Linked DNA regions of Mus musculus: regions 1 and 3 are each linked to region 2. The links are chromatin loops, found by intact Hi-C in ENCODE. Cell type or tissue: left cerebral cortex. All regions are shown on one strand. Each heading gives the region's core, and the rest is flanking DNA. Links, peaks and the distances in the headings are about the cores only.

Region 1 (5,497 bases), core at 1,415-3,914, 170 kb after region 2:
GAGGTGGGAGCATCTGCTAGGCATCAGGCAGCCCAGGTATCACAGATGCATCCAACACCCACCATTCCTCCGAAGTGCTCACCACCCAGCAGAGGAAGAAGGTGTACCACTAAAGCATGCAATCCAGGAGCTCAGAATGGCCGGGATGGGGAGTTGGTTCAATGTTGCAGCAACTTCCCAACACACACAAAGCCTTGAGCTGGATCCCAGCACCATAATAAACTAATACAACACAGTGTGATGAATATAGCACTTGCCTACCTTGTCCTGGGAGGCAGGACAAGGAGGAGGCTCACAGACAGTCATGTTCGAGCTGAGTTTCAAGGGTGACTCAGAGTTCAGCAAGCACACTGAGTGATGGGGATGCCTGGAAACAGTGGAGGTGCTGTTGTGTCCTGTGGCGCAGGTGCACCAGCCAGTAGCCACCTTCCTCCCGACTGATAACGACTGTTAGGCGCCTCTGCCACACATATGCTGTCCCTTTCCAAGGGAAACACTGCAAGTTCATCTCTACCAGGAAGCGTCTGCCTGACCTACACTCACTCCCAGGTGCTTCTGTGGAGACAGAGAACCTTCCCATCCTCAGACAACTGGCCAGCACTCTGTTATCAGAGCTGTTTATTTCGGAACCTCTGGCATTTGAAGAATAGACCATCATTACAATCAACGAATACGTTTGTATCAAATACCTGCATCGTGTAAAGCTCTCCTAGTCGTATACATCGTGGGGGTCGAGGGAAGTTAGGGAAGAGGGGTAAGTGTGCAAGCATCTGAAGACACCAGAGGCTGACATCAGGGGTCTTTCCTCAACCACCTTTCTACATTGCTTTTGAAACAGGGTCCTTAGGATTCTGATTCTCGATAAACTGGCTGGCCACCAAGTCCCAGGGATGTTCTTGCCCATCTCCCAGCACCTTCTCCGACCCCTGGCAGGATCACAAGTGCATACTGCAGAGCCTGGCTTTCCATGGGTGCCGGATGTAGAGCTCTGGTCCTCATGGTTGCACAGCAAGCACTCTAGAGACCAACCCCACCCCCACCCCCACACACTCACATCATCCACTTTCAACAACAGCACAACAGAGAGAAAATGCACAAGAACAAAAAAATACAACCCAGGAAACATTTATTTAATATTCACACTTAAAATAAAACACCACCCACCAGCCATCCAACCCTAAGTGAGGAGCACTTTGTACCAGGTACTCTGATACCAAGAAGGGCTTGGCACCTGGAAATCGTGCCAGGCCACAATAAACACGGAAGCGAGCTAGTCATATGGATAAAAAAAGCGTCTTACAGAGCAATGTTCAAAACACATCAACTACTTAAACAAAAGAGTGTTGACTGAGCCCAGAAGCACTATGTGAAAACAGGCCTGCATTATTTTATTATTATATTTTCTCAATAGGCACAAATACAGAGGCTGTATACAACACAGCCCACTACAGGCCTTACTAATTAGTAACTCACAGTTCCTTGTTAGCTCTACTCAGCTCTGCTTTCCCAGACCTTAGTTTTGACACAGCTTACTTTTTTTTTTTTTTTGGATGCGGGGGTTGTCTCTTTGGTTTTTCAAGACAGGGTTTCTCTATGTAGCCCCTGGCTGTTCTGGAACTCTCTCGGTGGGCCAGGAACTCACAGAGACCTGCCTGCCTCTGCCTCCCCGGTGCTGGGATTAAAGGCTTGCGTCACCACCTCCTGGTTTAGAGTCTAGATACTTTTATCACTGCAGGTATAGATACTGTGTTTGAAATGGAAACTGGAAATGTATCGATCTTCTACTAGTAACTTCCTTGACTTTACTCCCCTAGTCTCCTATCTTGAGTATAGTTTATACTCTGATTCCTATCAGTGACGCCAAAGCCTTGCTGCTTCCAGGGTGAAAACCAAGACTTTCCTTGGGGCCTTTGGACTACGGGAGGCTGTGCTGACGCACTGAAAACCACATCCTGCCTTACTTTGAATGCTGCCCCAATGTTCTGATCCTTGGTCCTCATAAGACTTAATTCTCTGTAGCCTCGAGCACCTAATGTTTGCACAAAATGGTAGCTACTTCCTCCACTCCCAAGCACCTTCAGCAACTTCCAGGGACACAGACGAGGCTCGCCCTGCAGAGTGAGCACACCCAGGGGTGCTTAGTACCACAGCCTTGATCTGTCTCTGTGGGAAGTCTAGCCCCCACCATCCGAACATCTGGCCTTCATACCCCCTAGTCTTTCAGACTTTATCTTTCCTAAAAGGTAGGGATGGCAATCATGCAATTAACTGGACCCCCTCTCCTTCCCAATTGTACTCTTGTGCGGGGGCGGAAGGGAGGGCATATACCACAGAGTCCTTTTATCCAGCCCACTATCTAATCTTGGCATCGATCTGCTTTAAAGACCCCGATCTTAGAAACCTTCGGAACACCTTACCCCTACCGCGGTATTTAAAACCCTTCCATTGCTCCCGGTCCCCAATTGCAAGAGGAAAACACCTTCCTTGCCACAGCCTTGCAAAACTGCTTGTTTCTCTCGCTTCACTCGCGACGTCTTCAGCGAAGGCTTCTGGCGGACTCCGCGTTCTGCCCGGAACTAATGGACGTGAACGTAGCGAGGCGTAACTCCCGCGAAAGGAATAATAAGTCCTCGGCTTCACTCTGCGTCTCACTCCCTTCCACACTGAGAGCACTCGGTTCGCCGAGACTGGGAATTGGATACCGCGGAACCGCTAAACCCTTCCGCCCGCACCAAGCACAGCCCGTGGGCGCGCCCGGCGCTCGCAGCCCAGCCCTTCTGATTGGCTGCTGCGAGGTAGGGCGGGGCGCGGGGGCGTCGCGGAAAGATGACGCAACGGCACAGCTCCTTAAAGGCGCCGTCCGCACGCGCTGCCGATGGCGCAGGCGCGTTGTTGAACTTCCAGCTCTGACTCCAGAGCTTCACTCAGTCCGGGCGGGCGGGCGAGCGGACGCGAGGAGTGGCCGGCGGGGACGTGCGCGGGACTCGGGCGGGCGGGTCGGGCAGGTGGCGGCGGAGGAGCGGGAGGCGCGATGGCCGAGGGCAGCGCTGTGTCCGACCCTCAGCACGCCGCGCGCCTGCTGCGGGCGCTCAGCTCGTTCCGGGAGGAGGCGCGTTTCTGCGACGCGCATCTGGTCCTCGACGGCGAGGAGATCCCGGTGCAGAAGAACATCCTGGCGGCGGCCAGCCCGTACATCAGGTGAGCGGGCGCCGCCGCCCATCGCCTCCGCATCCCTCCCTCTCTCTCTGGCCTGGCCGCCTGCGGCTCCAGTGGCTCTGCCGCCGCGCCCCTCGGGCGCCCATGGGCCTCTCCACCGAGATCGCCCCGATCCCGGAGTCCCTGGAGGTCCGCAAAAGCCCCAAACACGGTGTACAGGCCGTCCTGGACCCGCACCCGCGAGCAGGGCGGGGCTGCTCCGGGAAGAGCCGCCCCTTCGCCCCGACAGGCCCCGCCCGGCCCGCGGAGCCCCGCAGAAGTTTTACCTCCGAGTCACCGCACAGTGGGCCGGCCAGGTTTTGCGCGGGGAAGCCAAAACAAACACCCGCGGCTTAGGCAGAAGGAGAACCCTGTAAGAGGTCGGTGGGAAGCCCCCACCCCCAAAGCCCAACTGTCACTTTGCCACTCCCTTGTTACAAACAGGCAAAACTGTTGCGAATTTGAGAAGACCCGGGGTCGTTCTTTGGCTACAGTTACCACCGAGGACCCAGCGATTGTAACCACCAAGAGGGCACTGTAAAACTTAAGCGACGCAAACCTTAGCCCAGTTTACTAGGTTAATGAAAAGGTTGAGACCAAGCTTATAGCATCGGATCAGAATTTGTGAGATGGGCTCCTGTCTTTTCTTTAGCAACTTTCCTTCAGGCAAACTGGTTTGCTCTTTTAATATGGGGGGTGGGGGGGGGCACTAAAAGGTAGAGAAAGTGCCCAGTAAGCTGGTTAAATATAGACGAATGATAGCAATGTCACTAGAATTGACAGATCAGAAAATGGAAAATTATGTGTATGCCGTTTCTTAGGGCTCTGTCCCAGCAGAACTCGGACACATATGCTGTTCTTGAATCTTTGCTTTTGGAGACCTTCGAACTCCAGAAGCAATCCAAGTGCCCTTGAAACTTCTGGCTTTTAGCCTAGCCTGGCCTTACAACATTGGGCTCTTTGTGGACTTAGGGGTCAGGTGTCTGTGAACAAGAAATTTAGATCACCAATATGACAGCTCAGGGCTGGCAGTTCAGAGGTTAAGGCAGTCAATCAAACTGAATTTCCAGGCCAGACCTTTCCCGTAACAGAGTAATCCTAGTTTGGGAAATGCTTAGGAAAACTACAATGGATGCAGTATTGTTACAGATCCTTAAATGGCACCCAGCTCTAAAGTCGCATATCCTGAAACACTGTCTCCATCTTTCTCTGTGATACTTACCACTGCAGTAAACCCTGTATTTTGCTCATCTCCGTGAGCCACAATGTAAAGTCAGTAGGCCAAGGATTTTTCTTTTGTTTCTTGCTGGGACCTTCCTAGAGGGACTGGTGCCTGGTGCCAGAATACATGTGTTGAATGAGTGATTACCTCGCTTCCCAGTGGACATCAGAGGTTTGGCTCTGTTGTATTGCCATGTGAACTGGTTGAGAGGAGCACCGCCCTGGGCAGTCTGGAGATCTGCTTCTGTCTCAGCTCTTACCTGCCTGCTGTGGGTTGTTGGGGATGATTTAGTCTTGACTCCCGCTCATTAAAATGACAAATGAGGGGCACAGTGTGGTTTTGTGCCATTTAATCTCCGAGGCACCTACAAAGAAATGTGTAATTAGCTTCAGACCCTCAACAGCTCTCCATGCAAGTCTGTCCAGCAGTTAGGATAGATTTCCTCTGGGCCATGGCTTGTCAGTTTCCAAGTAGAAAAATGGTGTCTCAGAGGATGTTACCAACTTAGATGTCGAGGCTCCTGGTGCTTCGTGGTTGAGCTAGGAGTCCACTCCCAAGTTTACTATGCATAATGTCCTGATTCCACTGTTCCAGATGACAACATCGGTTGTATTTGGATGTACTTGGGATAAAACCAACACTTGATGGCTCTATATTTTATCATTTAAATCAGTAGTCTCGTTTTATGGGTTGCAACCCCTTGGGGGTCAGATGACCCTTTTCCAGGGGTTACCTAAGACCATAAGAAGATACTGAAATTTACATAGAGATTCATAATGGTAGCACAATTAGAGTTGTGAAATAGCAACAAAAACTATTTTATGGTTTGGGGAGGGGTCACCACAGCGTGAAGGACTGTGTTAAAGAATTGCAGCTTTAGGGGCTTGCAGACCACTGACTGAAATGCTTGTCAACATGCTCATAGACTGAGCTATTTGGATTTTCATTTTTAACCAGTTTTTGCAACTGGTAGGGAAAGTAATGTTAATATTTTACCAATAAATTGAATTTTCTTTATTAACAGGCTGTGTTAAGTTTGACTACTGAAATGCTAGGCCATCCCTGTGATATTTCTAGATT
Region 2 (5,497 bases), core at 1,568-4,067:
GCAGAGAACAGGAAAGAGACAAACTGTATCTTGTCTGTGTATAACTTAGTCTATATTTTGGTCTATGTATTTCACACACGAGGAGTTACAGCCTTGCTCTTCTTTATAGCCCGTTAACCCTGGAAAAGGGGCCAGGTGTGGTGGGCTAGCTCTCAACCCAGTACTTAGGAGACAGATGTAGGAGGGTTGTAAGTTCAAAGCCAGCCTCAGCTACATAACAAGACTCCATTGCACAAAAAGAATAAAATTAGATGAGACTTGGTGGTGATACTATGTATCAGAGGCTAAGGAGGGAGAACCCAAGTTCAAGACCTAGCTGGGCTACAGAACAAGTTCAAAGCCAGCTGAGTCACCTTAGTCAGAGCCTGTCTCAAAATGAAAAGGTAGGAAAGGCTAGAGCCGTACCTCAGTGGTGGAGAGCCTGCCTCACATGTGAGGACCAGGGCACACTCCACAGTACTTCAAAAGTAATAATTGAAAGTGTTAGGTCTACTGTGGGCACATGTGTTCATTTGTTGCATGTACATACACATGGAAGTTGTGGACAACCTGCAAGAGTCAGTTCCCACTTGTCAACCCTACTACGTGCGTCCCAAGGATCAAACTTAGGTCCCCAGGCTTTGGCAAAAGTCTTAACTTGCTGAGCTATCTCAGCAGGCATAGATAGATAGATAGATAGATAGATGGTTTGTTTTGTTTTTTTAATTCAAGAGCTGCACTACAAGAACTAAGTCACCAGCCAGACTTGACCTCCAGGCTGGAGTAACCCCAGGCACAAACCACACGCTCCAAACAAGATTACAGGCTGTTCTGAGCACCCTGTGCTTTCCACCCCTGCAGCTTTAGGCCATGACCGAAACTGCAGTGCCTGAAAACCTACCCACTGATGCAGCAAGCAGCGGTCCTCATGGACCTGCCGGACCAGGTGAGTGGCCCGCCTCTCCTCACATCACCCACATGGGCTGCAGTACATGCATTTTGTACTTCGCTGTCACATAGGTGATTCCCCTTGTAGATAAACAACCTGTACTGGTGCTATGCCCTCTCAGGAGGTCTACAGCCACGGCAAAGAAAGTATCAGAGACCCGAAGAATCCAGCATGTCTGAGGAGTTGTGCATTTTCTCCAACATTTCCCCTCTCCTGCCTCACTGCACACATGCAGCAGGGTGAGACCACTGAGTGCTACTGCATGGATAGGGTTAGAGAGAATGGGCCGGCTAAACAAAAGGGTTCTCTTTGCATTAGCTGTGTTTATCATTAGCTGTGTTTCCCATCCTAGGTCATGTGGCTTCTCACAGTACCTACAATGGCAATGTCCCCTCCCCGCAAGCTCTCGAGCTTGCCCTCACCTATCCAACATGGAACACTTCTTAAATAATCTTCCCTACTTTTAAGTACCCTACTTTGCCCCAGTATAGTTGTTTTTCCAAAAAGAAAGAAACTTCCTATTTAGCACAGGCTGAACTCATGGTGTCCCACCTCAGCCTAAGTATGAAGTAACAAGTTTGTGCCACCATGCCAAACACGTTATCCCTTGTAACACATACACTGGCCCTAACTAATGTACATTTGACCACTTTTACTTCTGACTTTTCCCTAAGGATCTTTAGAAAAGCCCAAAGCACAATGCCATTTTCATAAGGTGGAGAGACTCCAACCTACTTGAGAGCAGGCTGTTAGAAACACGTCAAGGCAAGCCAGTACCTGTGCAAAATTGCTGATTCCCACCGTTCCAATACCTTCCTCTGTCGTTATCCACTCATGTTTCTCTGTGAATTTACGCACTAAAACACAAGACCAGTATTTCAGAAAAACAGCAGCAGCGTTTCTTCAAAGCCCTTCAAACATCATTGCTGTCAAAAGGCTAAGACTTCTCCAGGGTTTGGTGTTTAGTTTAACTGACATTGCTTGAGTAGTTTGATGCCCAGCAGAATAACAATGTATAAAGATAAGACATTTTAAAAAACATTGTGTAGCCATAGATGGACTGAGATGAATGTTGTAAAGATCAATAGGTGTTTATGTAGGTGAGGGCCTTACCTGAATATATATATGTATGAACACCACATGTGTGCAGAGTTCATTGAGGCCAGAAGATGTCAGATACCCAGAAACTGGAGTTACCCAAACCTAGGTCTTCTGGAACAGCAGCTAGTGCTTTTAACCTCAGAGCTATCTCTCGCACTCCAAAGATCATATCTTAGATGGAATCCTTGTACATCTCTGGGCTTATCTGTTTTAACATCTGTCTAAGTCCCCCCAAAATTTCAGAGTATATTTGCTGAGTTTATCCAATGACTATTCTTTTGAAGACAGGCTTGGGGTGATGGCTTTGGGGAGGCAGAATAAAGCCTGCTCACACAGAAAGTAATGCATGCCAGTACACAGCTGACTCATCTGGAAATATAGGGGCTGAGGTGGGAATGTGTCAAGTTTAGCTGGTCAGTTTAGTTCAGCATATGCCTGTGACCTAGCACTTAGGAGGTGGTAGGATTGAAAGGTTAAGACCATTAAGATGGCTTTAGAGATGGCTCATCAGTTAAGATTTATGTTGCGCGTGTTCAATTCCCAGCACCCACATGGTGGCTCAGTCATCCTTAACTCCAGACCCAGGGGATCTGAGTCCTTGTGGCTTCTACAGGTACTGCATGCACATGATGCAGCCATACAACACGGACATAATACCCATACATGTAAAAATAAATAAGATACCATTAAGGCAATCTCAAAACACAAGAATCAATGTTTGAAGAACTGAGAATGTAGCTCAATAGATAACTTGGCTACCATGTGAGGCTCTGGATCAATCCCACCAGTGGGGGAGGGGATTGATTTACACTGGGCACAATGGCCTGTAACTGTAATACTGAGTGGAGAGGCTAAGAAAGGGGGATCAATTGAGTCTGAGTTCAAGGGAGCTTGGGCAACACAAGACCCTGTCTTAAAAAAAGATTTGAAAGCCGGGCATGGTGGCACACGCCTTTAATCCCAGCACTCGGGAGGCAGAGGCAGGCGGATTTCTGAGTTCGAGGCCAGCCTGGTCTACAAAGTGAGTTCCAGGACAGCCAGGGCTACACAGAGAAACCCTGTCTCGAAAAAAAAAAAAACAAAAAAAAAAAAGATTTGAAGCGGAGGTGGCTTAGCAGTTAAAAGCATATGTTGCTCTTGTATAGGACCATAGGAGTGGCTTCCAGCACTCACAGGATGGCTTTCAACCATCTGAAAGCCTTCTCTGACCTCCAAGGGCACACATGTGGTGCAAAGACACACATGCAAGCAAAACACGTGTAGCATAAACCTTTTAAGATATGAAAACCAAGCTGGGCGTGGTGGCGCACGCCTTTAATCCCAGCACTTGGGAGGCAGAGGCAGGTGGATTTCTGAGTTCAAGGCCAGCCTGGTCTACAGAGTAAGTTCCAGGACAGCCAGGGCTGCAGAGAAACCCTGTCTCAAGAAACAAAACAACAACAACAAAGATATGAAAACCAAAAGATTTAACCTAAAAAAGGGTAATGTGAGTCTTTAGGTAGAGTTCTCTAAGGTAACTGCAACTTAGTTCTATGGACTGAAACAGGCTTCCTATAAACAATTATAACTTGGCCAAGTTCTTAAAATTCTGCAATTCTTTAAGCCTGTCCTTGAAGAAAGGGCCAAAGCCTTGGCTTCAATTCCCAACCCTGCTAAAAAAAATAAAGGAAAAGGGATTTGGGTCAAAGATGATGCACAGCTATGTGGCTGTGGCTCTCAACTGCCATTCTCTTACAAGTCTAGAACCCCCTGATTACCTTATGACCAACAATCATCACCTCAACACAGCATCTGACCAGGGGCGGACAGTCACAGATCTCTGACCCTTTGCGCTATCCTCGGCCACACCGCTGACAGTGTCGCTGCTCTGCCTCAACTTTGCAGCTTCAGTTTGAGCCAGCAGCATTCTGAGCTCAGCACACCCAGGTCCACTTGCCCTTAAAGTCCATATTGTCCTTTTAGCCCAGGAATGCTACCTAGGCTTAGGCACAGATTACAATTCTCCGTTAACCCTTGACCTCACTGAAGAAAGCAGATTAGGTAAATAATTACTTTCTTCCTAATCCTCGAAAAACACAGTTTGAGACCTGGGGATGTGGCTTTGGGGGATGGGTGCTTGCCTATCACTGTGGTAGCTCTGAGTTCAGTCTCTACCATTGCACAGCTGGGTTTGGTGGTGCTCGGCAGTCCAGTCGCAGCACTGTGGAAGGATCTGAAGTTGTCATCCTCAGCTACACAGGGGTCTCTCCAGCTTCGCAGTGAGAGCAGACCTCAGAGCAGAAACAGACTGGGGGGGGGGGGGGGGGCGGCACACCTAAATCCCAGCACTCAGAGAGGAAGAGGCAGGTAGACTTCTGTGAGTTCTAGGCCAGCCTGATCTACAGAGAGAGAGAGTTCTAGAATAGGGAAGATTACACAGAGAAACCCAGCCTTGAGAAAACAGAAACAAAACCCCACCATGGTTTGGGGCCTCAGAAAATCTGAGCTGAAACTGAAGATACTGCATTCTCAAACACAATAGCTTGCTTAATATGGGTCAGTGGTGCTATCTGGCACTACACACTAATAGTTAATAAAACTATTCACTGCTAATATGTCAAGCTGCAGGTGACAGGACGACTTCCCAGTAACTCTGAGGTAGCTATTGCCTCGCCTCCACTGTTCTAATGCAGGGCACTGGGGTTCTGAGAAGTTGAGAGACTGTGCCCGAGACCACACAGCTCTAAGAGGAAAAACCAGAATTGAATAATGTCTGTGTTTCAACAAGCACAAGGCTCTGCACCCTGCATAATAAGTGTGCACAATTCTGCCAGTTCAAAGAGGGTAAAAATGAAAAGAACCTGAGTAGTTAAGCAGACCGTGGGAATTGACACATTAGGCAATATTTAACCAAATACCTGGAACTCAGTATGTAGCTCCAGCTGCCCTCGGCCTCACAGCGATCCTCCACCTCAGCAGTGCTGACACGGTTACCGGTGGAAGCCACCCACCATGCCTGGTTTGAAACGGACTGCTTATTTGAGCATTTCTTTACCCTTGTACTCCAGTCAATAACGGTCTGGTGTGTGAAAAACTGGAGAAATTTTAGCAAGAAAGGAAGAAACGTGGCACTCCACACCGAGGAATAACGTGATCAACATTTTGAGTTCCACAGATTTCTGACCCACGGCACTCGCTGAGAGCAGCCGTTCCGATTTGTGCTGCCTGAGTAAGGTCTCCACTACTTGCACATAAAACTGTTTCCCAGCTAACTGTGCAAACGCGTACAATGGGCAGGTCTCCCAGCTATTTCCAGTCCGTCAAACCAGGCTCGTTTGAACCCCAGTACACATCAATGACTCAGACGTTAGAACTTTTCCTGCTGTCTGTAGTTCACAGCTAAAGCTTCCTCACTACGCTTGATTTTGCGGGGGGCGGGGGAGAGAGTAAAAAGCTTATTTCTGTTACTCTGACTTTTCATTCATCTGT
Region 3 (5,497 bases), core at 1,503-4,002, 480 kb after region 2:
TTTTGTTTTAGCTTGCATTTCGAACAATCAGGTGTGTCCCTGGGGCAGTCAAGTCAGAGATTCCTCAGAATTCTGGTGGTCCTCTGTGGCCACTGCGGGTTGCAGCCTCCCTTTGTTGGCACAGGCTCACATTCTCTCAGTTTGATGAGTCCATGCATGTGGCTTCTAAGACAGAGAACCCATCGAGGGCATGGGAGCACCGGGAGGAGCGGGGAGGCACAAGTGCTGACACAAACAGGTGTCATTCAAGACAATGAAGACATCTGAGATTGACTGTGGTGGCTCTGTGAGTCTGAGACACTATAAACATTAGCGTATGGACCATAGGTATATGTGGCTGATGTGTGTATGAACTGAGTCTCAGGGCTGTGTGAGAATGTATGGGGGGGGTTGTCTCCATGTGTAGCTCAGGGTGCTGTAGGAGACCCTGGATCCCATTCCCACCCAGCACGACACACACAAAGTTGATTTTTATTACACTTTATGTTCATTTATTGGGGGGGAGGGGGGAGTGCGGGGCGGCAGGGTCGAGGAAGAGCTTGTGAAAGGGAGCGTTCTCTTTCTCTACCACATGGCACCTGGGGATTGTTAGGCCTGGGGCCCGAGAGGTGGCTCAGCGGTTAAGAGCACTGACTGCTCTTCCAGAGGTCCTGAGTTCAATTCCCAGCAACCACATGGTGGCTCACAACCATCTGTAATGGGATCTGATACCCTCTCCTGGTGTGTCTGAAGACAGCTACAGTATACTCACATATATAGAATAAATAAATCTAGAAAGAAAGAAAGAAAGAAAGAAAGAAAGAAAGAAAGAAAGAAAGAAAGATAGAAGAGAAAAAAAAGTCAGCCGGGCATGATGGCACACGCCTTTAGTCCCAGCACTTTGGAGGCAGAGGCAGGTGGATATCTGAGTTCGAGGCCAGCCTGGTCTACAAAGTGAGTTCCAGGGCAGCCAGGGACACAGAAAAACCCTGTCTCGAAAAAATAAATAAGTAAATAAAAGTCAGACTGCCAGACCTGGGGTCAAATGTCCGTACTCACTGAACCATCTCACCAGTGTGTGTGTGTGTGTGTGTGTGTGTGTGTGTGTGTGTGTGTGTAGAAAGAGAGAGAGAGAGAGAGAGAGAGCATATACATCTATTGTACACAGGCACCTCAAGGACTCAGGAACGTATAAAACACAAGCCATCTGTGACCTCAAGCCCCACCCAGTCTAAGTGAGGAGGCAGCCATGAGGAGAGTGGATAAAAGGCACAGGACCTCTGAGAGGAGCCTGGGTTCAGAGGCTGCCTAAGTCCAGACGGGAAGACTCTGGGAATGACTCCCCAGAGTGGAGATGAACCAGTCTTCCAGGCAGAGGGAGAGCATGTCGGGACACCCTTAGGCAGGGCCAGGCTTTTGGGAAGGGCTGGAGAGACCGGAGGGAAGACCTCTAGATCTGCACAGCAGAGGAAGGGCTAACTAAGGCCTCTTGGATCTTTATCCCAGAACAATGAACTGGGGTCGGGTATAGAGTGGGGTGTGCGCTAAATGATAAGCTGGGAAATGGTTGCCTTCCCGGCACCTTCTTCCCCATTCTCATTAAGTGCACATGCGCTGTGGGAGGGGGCTGATGATAAATGGAGCAGGAAGCAGGGTCTGTTAAGCAAGCAACCAGCTGAGGGCACTTTGAGGACAAAATGGGGGCTGCCAAAGGAGGACAGGTAGCAAGGTCCACCGGGATGCATGCACCTGTCGAGGGCCGCTGGCATCCCCGCATCCCCTAATGGGTCAGATCAGAGGGCAAGGCCGGCGGCTTCAGCACTCCGGGGTCCCAGCTGCTGCAGATCAGGGCTGAGGCTGGGCTGAGCTGGCCACTGGGGGCGGGAGGCCTCATTCCCAACCTGGGCCCCTGACGTCAATGTTACCATGGAGACCCAGTTTCCCTTACAGGAGGCAGCTGCTGCAGAGCTCCCCCCTTCAACACGCTCGCGCGCGCGCACACACACACACACACACACACACACACACACACACACACACACACACACACACCAGGCTGGGAAGGAGGGCAGTAGCAGTCAGAGTAGGCTGAGGCTCACAGGCTGCAGCTCAGCCCGGAGCACAGTCCTTCCTGCAGGGAGGAGGAGTCAGGGTGCCAGGACCAGGAGGGCTCCCTGCCTGCCCGCCCCTGGGTCTCAGATGTGGCTGCGTTCTTGCATTGGCTTCGAAGGTAGAAGGACGGGAAACTCTGTGAGATGGAACCTGGATCCCCCGCTTTGGGGTCTAGAAACTGTAATCTTAGAATCTACAGTGCGGAACTGTAGTATCCTTGCAGGAGCTGGGCGTTCTGCAGATCTCCTCCTTCAGAAGGGTCCAGCCGAGGGCAAAGAGCACCAATTCTGTGCTAGGTCTATAGCTCAGTTGGTGGAAGGCTTGTCTATCTTTCACAAAGTCCTGGGTTCATTCCCAAGTGCCAGATAGAACTGGGTAAGGCGATAAATACTGTAACCCCGGCACTTGGAGGATGGAGGCAAAAGTGACCAGGAGTTCAAGGTCATTCCCCATTACTTAGTGAGTTAGAGGCTAACCTGGGCTACAGAGATCTTGTCTCAAAGAGAGAAGGAAAGGAAGGAGGAGGGGGCAGTAGAAGAGGTTTCTGCCTGCCCTCCTCCCTCACTAGATCTGGGCAAGGCTCCTCCACTGGGTGAAGTGGAGTGCTGGGGTGTTGCCCTGCCCCACATTTGAGGGCTCCACAAATATTTCTGTGGGCCATGCTTGTATCAGAAAACAGCAGCCAGCAGATGGAAAGGGTGGAGGAGGGACAGTGCTAGGGCTCGGCTGCCCCCTGCTGGTTGCTCCTTGAAGGGGAATGAGGAGAGCCCTAAAGTTTCCAGGTTGTAGACACTGAGCGAGAGCTGAGCTACCCCCCACCCCCCAGGCGGTAGTTCTGTCATGTCCTTCTTTCTGGTCTCCTTCTGTTGTTTCCAGACATGGTTTCTCTGTGTAGCCCTGGCTGTCCTGGAACTCACTCTGCAGACCAGGCTGGCCTTGAACTCACAAAGCTCTTCCTGTCTCTGCCTCCCGAGTGCTGTGATCAAAGGCATGCACTGCCACCGCCCAGCCTTCTTTCTAGTTTCTTAACGACTGCTGAAGAAGGCTTCTATCTCAGATGTGTTCCTCTGAACTACCCCTCTCTGGTTCTTCCCCAGCCCGGGTGTGAGGGTGGATAAAGTACTCTCTCTCATTCCCGTTGCTGTCACCCTTGACCCTGGTTGGTTACTGTGGCTTTTTTTTTTTTTTTTTGGGGTTGCTGTTCCAGTGGTGGCCCAGGTGTGAGCTTTGACAATCACTGTGGAACAGGGACAAGGTAAGAGTTGGGTCCCCGACCCAAATCCTCTACTGTGAGCATTCTTCAGACTCCTGCAGTGTCTCAAGGATCGATCGCCCCTTTTTGATTTTTTTGTTTTTGTTTTTGTTTGTTTGTTCGTTTTCGAGACAGGGTTTCTCTGTATAGCCTTGGCTGTCCTGGAACTCACTCTGTAGACCAGGCTGGCCTCAAACTCAGAAATCCTCCTGCCTCTGCCTCCCAAGTGCTGGGATTAAAGGGATCTGCTTCTGCCCTGAAATCGGTGTGACCCCCACCCCCTGCCACCAGCTACCAGCTTTCTAGCTCCTGAAAATGGGCGTTTTGACCACAGCTACCTCTCTGTGCTCAGGACTGCTTAACACACTTCTTCTCCTTGGTCAGGCAGGGACAGCCTGGCAGGAGTTCACTTCTGTCTCTTGAAGGCACAGTGTCTGCCAGCCGGTTAGTCTGTGCACATCCTTTAAAAACCTCTAAATGAACAGATGAACACCTGGAGGTACTAGCTATTTCCCCAGGGCATCAAGACCTGAGACTAGCCCCGAACTAACTCTGGTCCCTGACTGCCTGGGAAAGTCCCCCAGACATGTTAAATGACCCAAGCAAGAGATGTGGCATGCTGTTGTCTGTGGGAACACATTTTTGTTTCTGTTGCAAGTGGTTAGCAAGCACTAGGCAATGAGGGTGCTTGCCACTAACCCTGATGATTTGAGTTGAATCTCCGAGAACCGCATGTTGTGGGTAGAGAACCAATTCCCCTAAGTTGTCCTTTGATCTTCACATGAGTGTTATGGAGTGTGTATGCCCAGCCCCCCAGCGCCACTAAATGTAATTAAAATGTGTGTATCCTAAACTCGTCATTTTGACCTTCTTGTGTGTGCCACGTTACTGGAGATGGAGCCTGGGGCCTTGCATGTTCACACCCTGAGCTACATCCCTAGCCCCTGGTTTGAATCACTTTTTTCTGCACATGGCTCATTAACTCTTTATTTCCATCTCCTCTCTCAGTGTCTGACAATGTCTTTCTGATGTGTGTCTCTAACTGCTCCATTTAGCTACTCTGTGGATCTCTGATAAGTGGAATCAAATGATGCATACCTTCTGCATCCAGCTTATCTCTCTGAATATGTCTTCCGGGGTCATCCTTATTGTAGCATGGGTCATCACTGCCGTCTTTTTCATGGCTATATAATATTCCACTCTCTATACATGTCCCACCCCAAAATAGTTTATTGTGTTTTGTGTAGACACAAGTAATTGTGTGTGTGTGTGTGTGTGTGTGTGTGTGTGTGTGTGTGTGCAGGCACACATGTGCCACAGGGTACAAGTGGAGGTTAGAGGAGAGTGTCTGGGAGCTGGTTCCCTTTTGCCATGGAGGTCCCAGGGATTAAGCCCAGGTTGTAAACTTGGCAGCAAGCCCCCTGATGTGCTGAGCCATCTCACAGGCCCACAGCCCACACTGTGCTCATGCGTTCATCTACCGTGAGTATCGGGAGACATTCACGTTGGTTATCTCTCCTCCCTTGTTCTTTCTCGTTTTTCTATTTTGAAGTCAGGACCAGCTGTGATCGCCTGGTAACTCTTTAATTGACTGTTTTATATAAATTGGCTTTTAAAGTGTCCCCAAGGAGAGAACAATGGACTCACTGCGGCTGAGGAACTAGCGCTAGAGCACACAAGGCCCTGGGTTCTGCCCACAGGACCCTTTGAAAAGCAAGCCCCTAGCTGGGCAGGCTACACAGTTTACTCAGTCAAAACAAAACAAAACCAAAAACAGCACAACAAACAAGAGAGGAAGAAAGAAAGAAAGAAAGAAAGAAAGAAAGAAAGGAAGGAAGGAAGGAAGGAAGAAAGAAAGAAAGAAAGAAAGAAAGAAAGAAAGAAAGAGGGGCTGGTGAGATGGCTCAGTGGGTAAGAGCACCCGACTGCTCTTCCGAAGGTCCAGAGTTCAAATACCAGCAACCACATGGTGGCTCACAACCATCTGTAATGAGATCAGACTCCCTCTTCTGGTGCTGTCTGAAGACAGCTACAGTGTACTTACATATAATAAATAAATAAATCTTTAAAAAAAAAAAGAATTTGTTAAAAAAAAAAAAGAAAGAAAGAAAGAAAGAAAGAAACAAAGAAAGAGAAAGAGTCTTGCTAGTTATG

Evidence for each region. Peaks named below come from ENCODE experiments on the same cell type or tissue, not always from the same donor. Only the 100,000 strongest peaks of a DNase experiment are listed, where the experiment ranks them.
Region 1: a loop joins it to region 2, with 4 times the contacts of the local background. A loop is called at or near these places in 4 of 42 quality-filtered maps.
Region 3: it touches region 2 in a loop (2.9-fold over the local background); 4 of 42 quality-filtered maps call a loop at or near these places.

Annotation. Positions count from the first base shown.
Region 1 is chr8:117,155,104-117,160,600 of GRCm38, forward strand. It overlaps Gan (giant axonal neuropathy), which reads left to right and starts at 2,878. Exons shown (of 11, transcript NM_001081151.2): 1 at 2,878-3,198. The coding sequence starts at 3,032. In left cerebral cortex, for the core only: a CTCF peak has its summit at 2,902; DNase peaks (open chromatin) are centred at 2,206, 2,809 and 3,444; H3K4me3 peaks cover 2,214 bases; H3K27ac peaks cover 1,304 bases.
Region 2 is chr8:116,987,419-116,992,915 of GRCm38, forward strand. Gcsh (glycine cleavage system protein H (aminomethyl carrier)) reads right to left here. Exons shown (of 5, transcript NM_026572.4): 2 at 1,706-1,785. Among named protein-coding and RNA genes, the nearest start is that of Gcsh, 3.3 kb to the right of the region's middle. In left cerebral cortex, for the core only: a CTCF peak has its summit at 2,631; no DNase peak of the experiment used is centred there.
Region 3 is chr8:117,468,578-117,474,074 of GRCm38, forward strand. No RefSeq gene overlaps it. Among named protein-coding and RNA genes, the nearest start is that of Mir7078, 12 kb to the left of the region's middle. In left cerebral cortex, for the core only: CTCF peaks have their summits at 1,845 and 2,834 (motif pointing left); DNase peaks (open chromatin) are centred at 1,905 and 2,820; H3K4me3 peaks cover 305 bases; H3K27ac peaks cover 1,080 bases.